2 separate regions of the Homo sapiens genome follow, and region 1 is linked to region 2. A link is an interaction called in ENCODE POLR2A ChIA-PET data of the cell type or tissue named here. Cell type or tissue: CD4-positive, alpha-beta T cell. All regions are shown on one strand. Region 1 overlaps DNAH6 (dynein axonemal heavy chain 6). Region 2 overlaps TRABD2A (TraB domain containing 2A).

Region 1 (5,000 bases), 95 kb before region 2:
ATTTATAAAGCAAAAATGGAGAAATTTATACAAGAAAAAATTGATAAATCAACATTAATATGGAAAATTTTAACACATCCGATAGAAACTGTCATGAAGCAAACAAAAGTTGCAAAATGGGTAAAAATATAAAATATTCAGACAGTGAAATTAAGAACTTTGATTTCTATACTTAACAAATATAACAAATGCAAGATTTTCAAGTATCCATGGAACATTTACAAAAATTAGCCATGCTTTTAGAAAGACACATATTTCTAAAAGAAGACAGATATTTTCTCTGACCACAATAAAATCTTGGGAATCTATCTTAAAACATTATTTTTTAAACATTTTGGGAAACAAAAAAATGCACTTCTGCACATCCATGTGTTAAAGGGAAAACAAAATGGGAATTTCCGTAAGTGGAAGTAGATGACAAAAACAATATTACATATAAAAACCTGTAGGATGTAGTAATGTGGCACTTAGAGGTAAATTGATGCATATTTGTGGACTTCTCATTCCAGTAATAACAAACTAAGGACTCAGATCAATATTTCCACTAAGAACACCTAGAAAACATAGACAAAATATTTAAGGAAATATATGTTTGAAGGTCTGGAGAATTAATAAAATAGTGAAGAATATTTAGGAGGAAAGGAAAACCTAGAGCAATGAGCCCGGCACTCATGGCCATTTTTTTCCTAGAGGCACCAGAGGAGGAGGCTAAGGGGCTGTGAAGTGAGCCAGACATTTTGATTGCTTCAAAGGACAAAGGAGACAAAATAAGAACCCAAAGCCCACTAAGTAGGAGGGGAGGCTGGTAAACCCCCTTACTTTAGGTTTGCACTCCAAGGAGATTTATCAAAACAAATAATGCCAGGTAAGAAATAAATGGTTTGTGGAAGAGGTGAAGATGATCCCTGACTACTAGTATCTCTGGATGCCTGCCAGAAAACATAAATCTTATCTGGGGGAACAGAAAATTTTAGCTGCACAAGGAAATGTATACAAGAGAACCCCGGACTACATGTTTAAAAACCAAGAAAAACAGTGTCTATTAGAAACAGAGCACAGAGTATCCTGATAATGGATATACGACATTAATTTTAAGATAACTTTAAAATGTTCAAGGAAATAAAAAATTGAGAAAATTGGCAGACAATTTAAATTACTTCAAATAAAATTCTAGAATGTAAAAATATAACTGAGCCAGGCACAGTGGCTTATGCCTGTAATCTCAGCACTTTGGGAGTCTACGTAGGAAGATCACTTGAGCCCAGGAGTTTGAGACCAGACTGGACAACATAGTGAGACCCCATCATTACAAAAAAGTTAGCCAGGTGGAGTGCTGCACACCTGTAGTCCCAAGCTACTCAGAAGGCTGAAGTAAGAGGATCACCTGAGCCCAGGAGCTTGAGACTGCAGTGAGCCATGTTCATGCTACTGCACTCCAGCCTGAGTAACAAAGTGAGATCCTGTGTCAAAAAAAAATGTATATATATAGATACACATATTTATAAGCGTATATATATATATATAAAACTGAAAGTAAGAATTCAATATATCAATTTGATGAATTGAAAGTATGAAGAGACAAAACAATAGAAAAGATGGAAGAGAAGATAAGAGGCAGAGATACAGTGACAAGATCTATTAAAGTGTAATTTGAGTCCCAGAAGGAGAGAAGAGTGCAGAATATTTTAATAAACAATGACTGAGAATTTTCCAAAACAAAAGACATCAATCCACAGATTATATAAACTCTACTAAACCCCAAGCATAATAAATGCAAAGAAAATTCTCTACCTAGACCCATTACAGTGAATTGTGGGGGGAAAAAAAAGAACATATTAAAAACAGATTAATTTCAAAGATGCAACAAATATGCCATTGACTGATTTCTCTGCAGAAATAATGAAATCTGGAAGACATATATTCTACGTGTGAAAAGCAAATTACTGTCAAAACTTCTCTTAAAAAATAAAGTCAACATTAAGCCTCTTTTAGACAAAGAAGAAATTGAAAATGGAAACCCAAAAATAAATTAAGCAGAATAATGGAGGAACTATATCAAAACTTGTGAGATGCTCCTAAATTCAGAATTAGAGGGAAATGTATAGGCTTAAATATATATGTTATATAAAAAACTATCTAAACTTAGTAGTTAAATTCTACTAGAATTTAAAAAATAAAAATAAGAGCAAGAATTAATGACTTAGGAAACACACAATAGACAGGATCCAAAAGACCAAAAGTTGACTTTTTAAACTTAATAAAACTAAAAAATTCCTGCTGAAACTGATTAAATAGAGAGAGTCTAAAAATATTTATCAAAATGAATAAGGGAATATCATTGCAGATCAGCAGACATTAAAATGAGTGTATTATTAAAAAAAAAACTTTTGCCAATGAATTTGAAAATTTTAGTGAAATTTAAAGTTCCTCAAAAAACATAACTTTTAAAATTGATAAGCATAAATAGCATTTCTGAATAGTCCAATAATTTTAAAAGAAATTTATTATTAAAAACCCTCCCACAATAAAAGCATAAAAAATAAAATACTTCAAGACAAATATAATAAAAGATATGCAAGATCTCACCACAGAAAAGTATATAATATTACTGAAGGAAATCAAAAATACCTAAATAAAGGATGGATATGCCATATTTATTAAGTGGAAGACTCAATATTGTAAAGATATCAGTTCTCCTCAAGTTGATCTATATATTCAATGCCACCAAATCAAAATACCATTTGGTGTTTTGGGTGGAAATTGACAAGATACTTCTAAAACTTATATATAAATGCAAGGACCAAGAATAACCAAGCCAGGTGTTATATCAGCAATGGCAGAGTAGAAATTCCAAAAATCTATCTCTACACGTGTAAGGAAAATCTATGTGCTATGGTGAGTTGAGTCAGATATCTGGGCCAGTGTGACTCAGTGAGTTTGGAGCACAGGTGCAAAACTCTACTTGTTATATAACCTGTTCATGTAAACTCATACTTGGCTCCCAGCCACTATTGTCTGTAAAAGGTACAATTGCCCTGCTGATGCTGTACATATGGTTCACACCCAGAAAGAGAGAGTGGAGCTGCTGACCCTGTAAGGGAGAGCCATGGGGATGGCAGGAGCTGCGGATCCAGCCGCTGAGAAGGGCTGCAGCCAGAGCGGGCAACCAAGATAAAGACAGAGCAGCCAGAGAATAAAAGCCATATTTTACGTGCCTATGGCCCCCTGAGTGTTCTTTCAGCTATCTGCCATCCGTCCACCCACTCCCCTCAGACCTCAGCATGGGCTGGAACCTGACACTTGGCGTGACAACACAAAAATAACAGTCTGGCAAAAACTGTCCTAATCAACTTTATCAAAACTCTGGAAAATAACCAAAGGTTTCAGCAACCAAGTGAATGCTTAATAAAGAAAAAGCAGCTGAATCTAGACAGGAGAGCTTTGTGGCATTTTAACTTACCCCAACCCTCATTCTCTAGCTTAGCAATGGTGTGAGTTCCTGGTGCCATAGTGAACAGAAAATATCTTGTTCTTGGGGGATTGTAGTTGTTTGTTTTGGCCTGTCTGGTGGCTCTTTGAAGGACTAGCTCACAGGTCTTAATTTTATTTAATCTAACTAGGAATGCTCCAGTAGAGAGGTACTACCCTGGAAGATTTTGTCAAAATTATATAAAGGCAAATATATGAGCCACTGCCTCGTGGCCCAAGGGATAACAGTTGAGGCAACTAGCAGACAAAGCAGAAAGCCTGGGAGGAAAGATGAGAGTAAGATGCTTTGGGAAACAAAAGCTTTGAAAATCTCCTACATATTTTTGGGAATCCAGAAGGACACACTCATGCTCAAGGTTGAGTGTGTACTCACAAAAGACATGAGAAGAACTAAGCTCTAACCTCTGGCTAACCTTCAGCTTGGCCCAACCAGGAAGTGAAGGCTAATGCAGATTTGTAAACTGCCCAGCTGAGTGTTGAAGTCATACCCCAAGGCACACACAGAGCCCATCTGCAAAACCTGGGAAATTTTTGTTGTTGTTTCAGACATTTAATGAAATCTCTGTTGAATTACTAGCTGAACACTAAACTGATTGAATAGAGACATACAACAAAAAATACTGACCTTACAAAATTAGTTTATAAAAGTCTTTAAACAAACCAAAGACAGCAACAAGAAACCCTGGGAAGTGGGGACCGTCTAATTTCCAGAGTTGTGACATTATAATATTCTAAATGTCTGCTTTTCAACAACAAAAAATACAAAGCATCCAAAGACATAAGAAATTATGACCCATTCAAAAACAATAAAAACTGACCCTAATGAATGCCAGACATTGGGCTTACTAGACAAAAACTTTAAATCAAATATTTTAAATGTGCTCATACAGTTAAAGGAAACATGAACAAATAACTAAAGGAAAACATGAGAATGATGACTCACCAAAATAGAGAATATCAATGAGATAGAATTTATTAAAAGGAAACAAGTAGAACTTTTGGAGATAAAAAGTACAATAATTAAAATGAAAAATATACAAAAGGGATACAACAATAGATGTTAAGAAACAGAAGAAAATGTCACGAACATGCAGATAGGTCTATTGAGATTACTCAATTTGGTGAGCAAAAATAAAAAAATACAAACAGAACCTGCCAGGTGTAGTGGCTCACACCTGTAACCCCAGCACTGTAGGAGGCCAAGGTGGAAGGATCATGTGAAGCTAGGAGTTACAGACCAGCCTAGGCAACAAGGTAAGACCCTGCCTCTACAAAAAATAATAATAATAATAATTAGCCTGGCATGGTGGCATGCGCCTGTAGTCCCAGCTACTTCGAAGGCTGAGGCAGGAAGATTGCTTGAGCCCAGGACTTTGAGGTTCCAGTGATCTAAGATCATGCCACTGCACTGTAGCCTATGTGGCAGAGCAAGATCCTCTGTCAAAAAAAAAAAAATGGGGGCCCAGCGTGGTGGCTCACACCTGTAATCCCAGTACTTTGGGAGGCCAAGG
Region 2 (5,000 bases):
TAACAGTGATTTCTACATCATCTCCTAGGGAGAGGACCAGAAAAGCAAGAAGAAAGCTCCAGTCTTGTGCTGTTAGAATCCATTTCCTAAGCCTCCTTTTCTCTGCTTATTTCCTTCTCTCTTTCATCCTCCACAGTTTCTCCTCTCTGCCTTGTAGGCAATGGCGCCTGCTTTCTGAAATGTCACAGCAACAGCAGAGTCAGGGTTGGGGGTTGTTGGTGAGGTGGAGAAGGTGTGTGGGGTCATCCCCAGATCACCCACTGGCAGAAGCCAGATGTAGGCCACATTTGAGAAGCAGAGCCAGGGCTGGGTAGGAATGTGAAGGGTTGACAGGATCTTGAAAGTCTTGGATCCAGAAAGGGAGGTGGGAGCAGTGGGGAGGTGCTCAGGCAGGTATCAGGCCCTCGAGCTTGGATTCAGTCACAAGATGCCTCAGACATCTGCAAACACTTTCCATCAGCCTGGCGATCGATTTACAGGGCCGTAGATCGATTTACAGGGAGGTGAGGCCAATAGGGCTTTACCTTTGGCACCAGGTACAGTTTGGTGGAAGACAATTTTTCCACAGAGCAGGTGAGGGGTGCTGTTGGGGGAGTGTTTTGGGATGATTCAAGCACATGACATTTATTGTGCACTTTATTTCTATTATTATTACTTTGTAATATCTAATAAAAGAATTCTACAACTCTCCATAGAGTAGAATCCGTAGGAGCCCTGAGCTTGTTTTCCTACAACTAGACAGTCCCATCTGGGAGTGTTGGGGCACAGTGACAGATCATCAGGCATCAGATTTTCATAAGGAGCACACAACCTAGATCTCGCATGCACAGTTCACAATAGGCTTCATGCTCCTATAAGAATCTAATGCTGCCACTGATCTGACAGGAGGAGGAGATCAGGCAGTAATGCGAGTGATAGGGAATGGCCGGGGAGCAGCTGTAAATACAGATGAAGCTTCAGTACCCATCTGTGGCGTGGTGATTGGGGACCCCTGCTCTACAGCATTTCAAAGTCACTTCTGGGCCTGGGTTGTGTCAACAACCATCGGCAGCCTCTTCAGACAGCACTGAAGCCCCAGAGAGCACAGAGCATCCCAGAGCTGTCCTTTCCCCGAAAGTCAGGCAGCAGCAACCTACCTGCCTGTATTCTGCTCAGCGATAAACAACCTCACCTGCCCAAAGCACCCGCAAGAGCAGAAGCTCAGTGTGAGCTGCAGTTCTCACCTGAGCATTGAGAGGCTAATGAGGTCTCTCCTGTTAGGATTCCTCATTTTATGATTCTGAAGCTCTTGCTGAAGCTCCCTTTTAAGCTCTAAATGACTGTGAATGCAAAGGGAAGAGCCTCGTGGAAGAGTTCAGGGAGGTACACAAAAAGTGTCAGGAGGGACAGAGAAAAAGAATACAGAGAAGAAGCGCCCTAATGCCCGTGGCATGACGTGATGCTACACCACCAGTAACCACCTCAGGGTCCAGGGCAGCCCCCACTTCCTCTGTCCCTGGGCCATGGAGCACCTTGACCCCAACACCTTAACCAGCTCCTTGGAGGATCCCAGTACAACTTGGCCCCAGTCCCACCTGGCTCCTTGCCCTTCTTCCTCTCCCCCAAGTGGGGTAGACTCTGCCTCAACTACCCCTACCTGGCAGGGGGACTCTTTGGAGGAGGGATGAAGAATTCGTGTTCTCACTTTTTCTCGCATGGAGACATGCTGGGAGTTATTCCTGAAGTCTAGACGTGTCATTGGGCTGATCCACCAAGCAGGTGTCAAGGAAGAGCTGGCTGCTAGGGTTTCAAAGGAGCTCTCTACTGCCAGCCTAGTTCACCAGGGCAGGAGGCAGGGATATGAGGCAGAAACTAGGCTGCACTTCCCTTGAAGGGCCTCTCTTAGGACCCCAAAAGCAGCTGGGCAGGGTCAGACACAGCCACAACATGGTCAGAACCCCAGCAGCATGTGTGGCATCCAGGTACCTGTACAAAAATAGGTACAAAAATACCTATTCTTGGTTTTTTTTAAGTTCGCTTTGGACTTTAGAGGGGCAGCCCAGAGCCAGGGGAAGGGAGAATCAACACTTGCTTTGTCTTTGAATCCCCAAAATTAGAAACAGAGTGCATCACCTATGCTGAGTGCTTAAGAAATGTGTCCCAAATAAAAAGGGGCCATAAAATGAAAGACAGCTCAAGTCCTGAGCAGGCCTGTGCCCAGGGGGAAGCAGAGCTAAAGTCTGCACCTGCGAGCCCAGGAGCTTCACAGCCAGCCATTCAGGTACAACGTTGGTTTGATTTTCTGCTCTGCTCAAAAAAATCAGAAACTAAAGGGATGTCCAACATGAAAAAAATAACTGCAAAAGACACTCCCGAGAGAGCTAAGAACCCACCCAGACTTCTAATTTGTGAAGACACGGTCCACGTACAACATCTGTATTGACGCCTATGTGAAAGCCGGGACATGGTTTATCCAAGGAATAGACGTGTCAGACTCCCAGGGTACCGACAGTAACTGCAGCACTTCAGCCCAACCATGCCTAAGAACAGGAAATAATACATAGCAGTGTTGGGAAATTATGTAAAAAAGCAAAAGACTGAGATAAAAGCAAATTGCTCCCAAAAGGTTAGACTTCATGTGAATCTTTTTTTTTTTTTTTTTTTTTTTGAGACGGAGTCTCGCTCTGTCGCCCAGGCTGGAGTGCAGTGGCGCAATCTCGGCTCACTGCAAGCTCCGCCTCCTGGGTTCACACCATTCTCCTGCCTCAGCCTCCCAAGTAGCTGGGACTACAGGCGCCAGCCATCACGCCCGGCTAATTTTTTGTATTTTTAGTAGACACGGGGTTTCACCATGGTCTCGATTTCCTGACCTCGTGATCCGCCCGCCTCGGCCTCCCAAAGTGCTGGGATTACAGGTGTGAGCCACCGCGCCTGGCCCCATGTGAATCTTAAGATGCCAGTCTATATCTACATAGCTCTTAGAAAGGCTCTATTCAAATTTTCTTTTTTTTTTTTTTTTTTTTTTTTGTCTTTTTGAGACAGAGTCTCGCTCTGATGCCCAGGCTGGAGTGCAGTGGCGCAATCTCGGCTCACTGCAACCTCTGCCCTCCGAGTTCAAGTGATTATCCTGCCTCAGCCTCCTGAGTAGCTGGGACAACAGGCGCCCGCCACCACACCTGGCTAATTTTTTGTATTTTTAGTAGAGACGGGGTTTCACCGTGTTAGCCAGGATGGTCTCGATCTCCTGACGAGAAAGGGAAGAGTTCTCTTTCAGAAAGTTCACATATTTTTCCTAGGCCTTTATTTTAAACCAAGACTATCGAGGAAAAATAGAATGTCAGGATCTCCATCTTCAACCAACTTCCAAATCGATCATGGAAAATGTGGAAAAGTCATCTATGAGCATCATAGTCAATTTTTTTTTTTTAATGAGATCTCCTGCTTTTTTTGGAATTTATGATGGGGAAGCCAGAATCCCTCAGCCAATTACTCCTCTAAGTCTGGCAGTTGGCAGCATTCAGTGTAGGTGCACCTGACAGCAATAACTTCAGAAGAAGAATGTGTGTTCAGAATTCCGAGCTAAGGAATCCAGAGATTCATTCCTTGTCTATAAGGAACATGTGAACCCCTGGCCCATCCTGTGGAACATGGACCACACAAGGGATTGAGGCCCTTTGCTTTGAGTTAAATGAGGATTGCCATGTAGGAGCAGGTGCTAAGTGAAGGTGATTTATCAACTGCAGGCTTTTTGCAAGCGATTGGGATTCTCCTGTCCAGCCCACTGCCACTGGATCACCCTGTAAGTCAGTCCTCTCAATAAACCCTGTGTCTCATTTGCTGGCTCTGGGTCTCTTCTTCCGCCTTTTGAACCTAGTGCCATCCCCACTGAAGTCAATAGGGGTCCCGCATGACACTCAGAGGCAGAGTTGGATTAGAAACAGGAGATCTGAGAACCTAGGCCTGTCCTGCACTAACTCTTGCTGTGACCCCAGGCCAGCCCACCCTCTGCTTCCAGATGGGCCTCTCTCGGGTTAGTCCAGCAGGAAACCATCCCCAGTGACCTCTGCTGGCTGACCCCCCACAATCTTGCCTTGGCCTCTAGGAACAGAGACCTCCTAGCCCCAGGGGTTGTTCTTAAGACCCATGGCACTGATGTGAGAATATGCAGAAACCTGCAAAGTACAAAACAAGGCACCACATGGTATCCCCGGGATCCTCTCCTTAGGCCTGGCAGGCCACCCCATCCTCAAAGAATCTGACCCCTTCCTCCACAGGAGTCTTCCTCAGGCCATCTAGCACCTCCCCAGCTCCCACTCCTCCAGCATCCACCTAGCCCTTAATAACCACAGGCTGAGAGAGGTGGCATCCTTCTAGGAATTTCCCCTTCCTCCTCAGTCAGACCACAGGGCTCCTGGGGAGTGGGCTGCCTCAACCACTCCACTCTGCCCTGGACCTTTCCAGAGAATCATCCTGGAGCCATCTGTTTCTTCTATTAGGTGACCGACCAAACTAAAGACAACTTGCTCCCCATCTTCTCCAACACCCCAAAACTATAGCTCAAGAATTGCAGTTTCATACAATCTGGAAGTATGTCCACTGAGCCCAAACCACTATTGAATGTTGCATTGTGGGGAAAAAAAAAGAGAAAGTGAGTTGTTAGGGTCCTGAAGAACAAGAACTGGCAGTGACCATCCTCCTGGAAAGTACAAAAGAATGACAGCCAAAAAGGCAAATATGAAATATGTTAGTGCCATCTATTGGCAAGAGTAAACAATAACAAAGAAGTGATGCTTTGCACAGTAGCAATTCAAATAAGAGCACCTCAGCGTCAACTCTGGGGTTTGCAAAAGGAGTTTTACATCCAACTAACTGCCTCTTAGGATGTTGAAAGCCCAAAGATGCAGGCTTTGCATGTGGAAAGCAGAGGGAAACTCCAGAACTGTTGGCTACATTCATGTTCACTTAGGGATATGACAAGAAAGAGCCCAAGCCAAGATGTGACTGGGTCCCAAAGGACAGAT

Evidence for each region. Peaks named below come from ENCODE experiments on the same cell type or tissue, not always from the same donor. Only the 100,000 strongest peaks of a DNase experiment are listed, where the experiment ranks them.
Region 1: POLR2A ChIA-PET joins it to region 2 with 5 read pairs; 4 of 35 experiments call an interaction of 5 or more read pairs at or near these places.

What each region holds. Positions count from the first base shown.
Region 1 is chr2:84,766,059-84,771,058 of GRCh38, forward strand. The region is part of intron 64 of DNAH6 (dynein axonemal heavy chain 6); the gene reads left to right. Among named protein-coding and RNA genes, the nearest start is that of TRABD2A, 110 kb to the right of the region's middle. In CD4-positive, alpha-beta T cell, no CTCF peak of the experiment used is centred here; no DNase peak of the experiment used is centred here.
Region 2 is chr2:84,860,616-84,865,615 of GRCh38, forward strand. The region is part of intron 2 of TRABD2A (TraB domain containing 2A); the gene reads right to left. Among named protein-coding and RNA genes, the nearest start is that of TRABD2A, 18 kb to the right of the region's middle. In CD4-positive, alpha-beta T cell, CTCF peaks have their summits at 4,714 (motif pointing left) and 4,913; a DNase peak (open chromatin) is centred at 4,716; H3K27ac peaks cover 3,307 bases.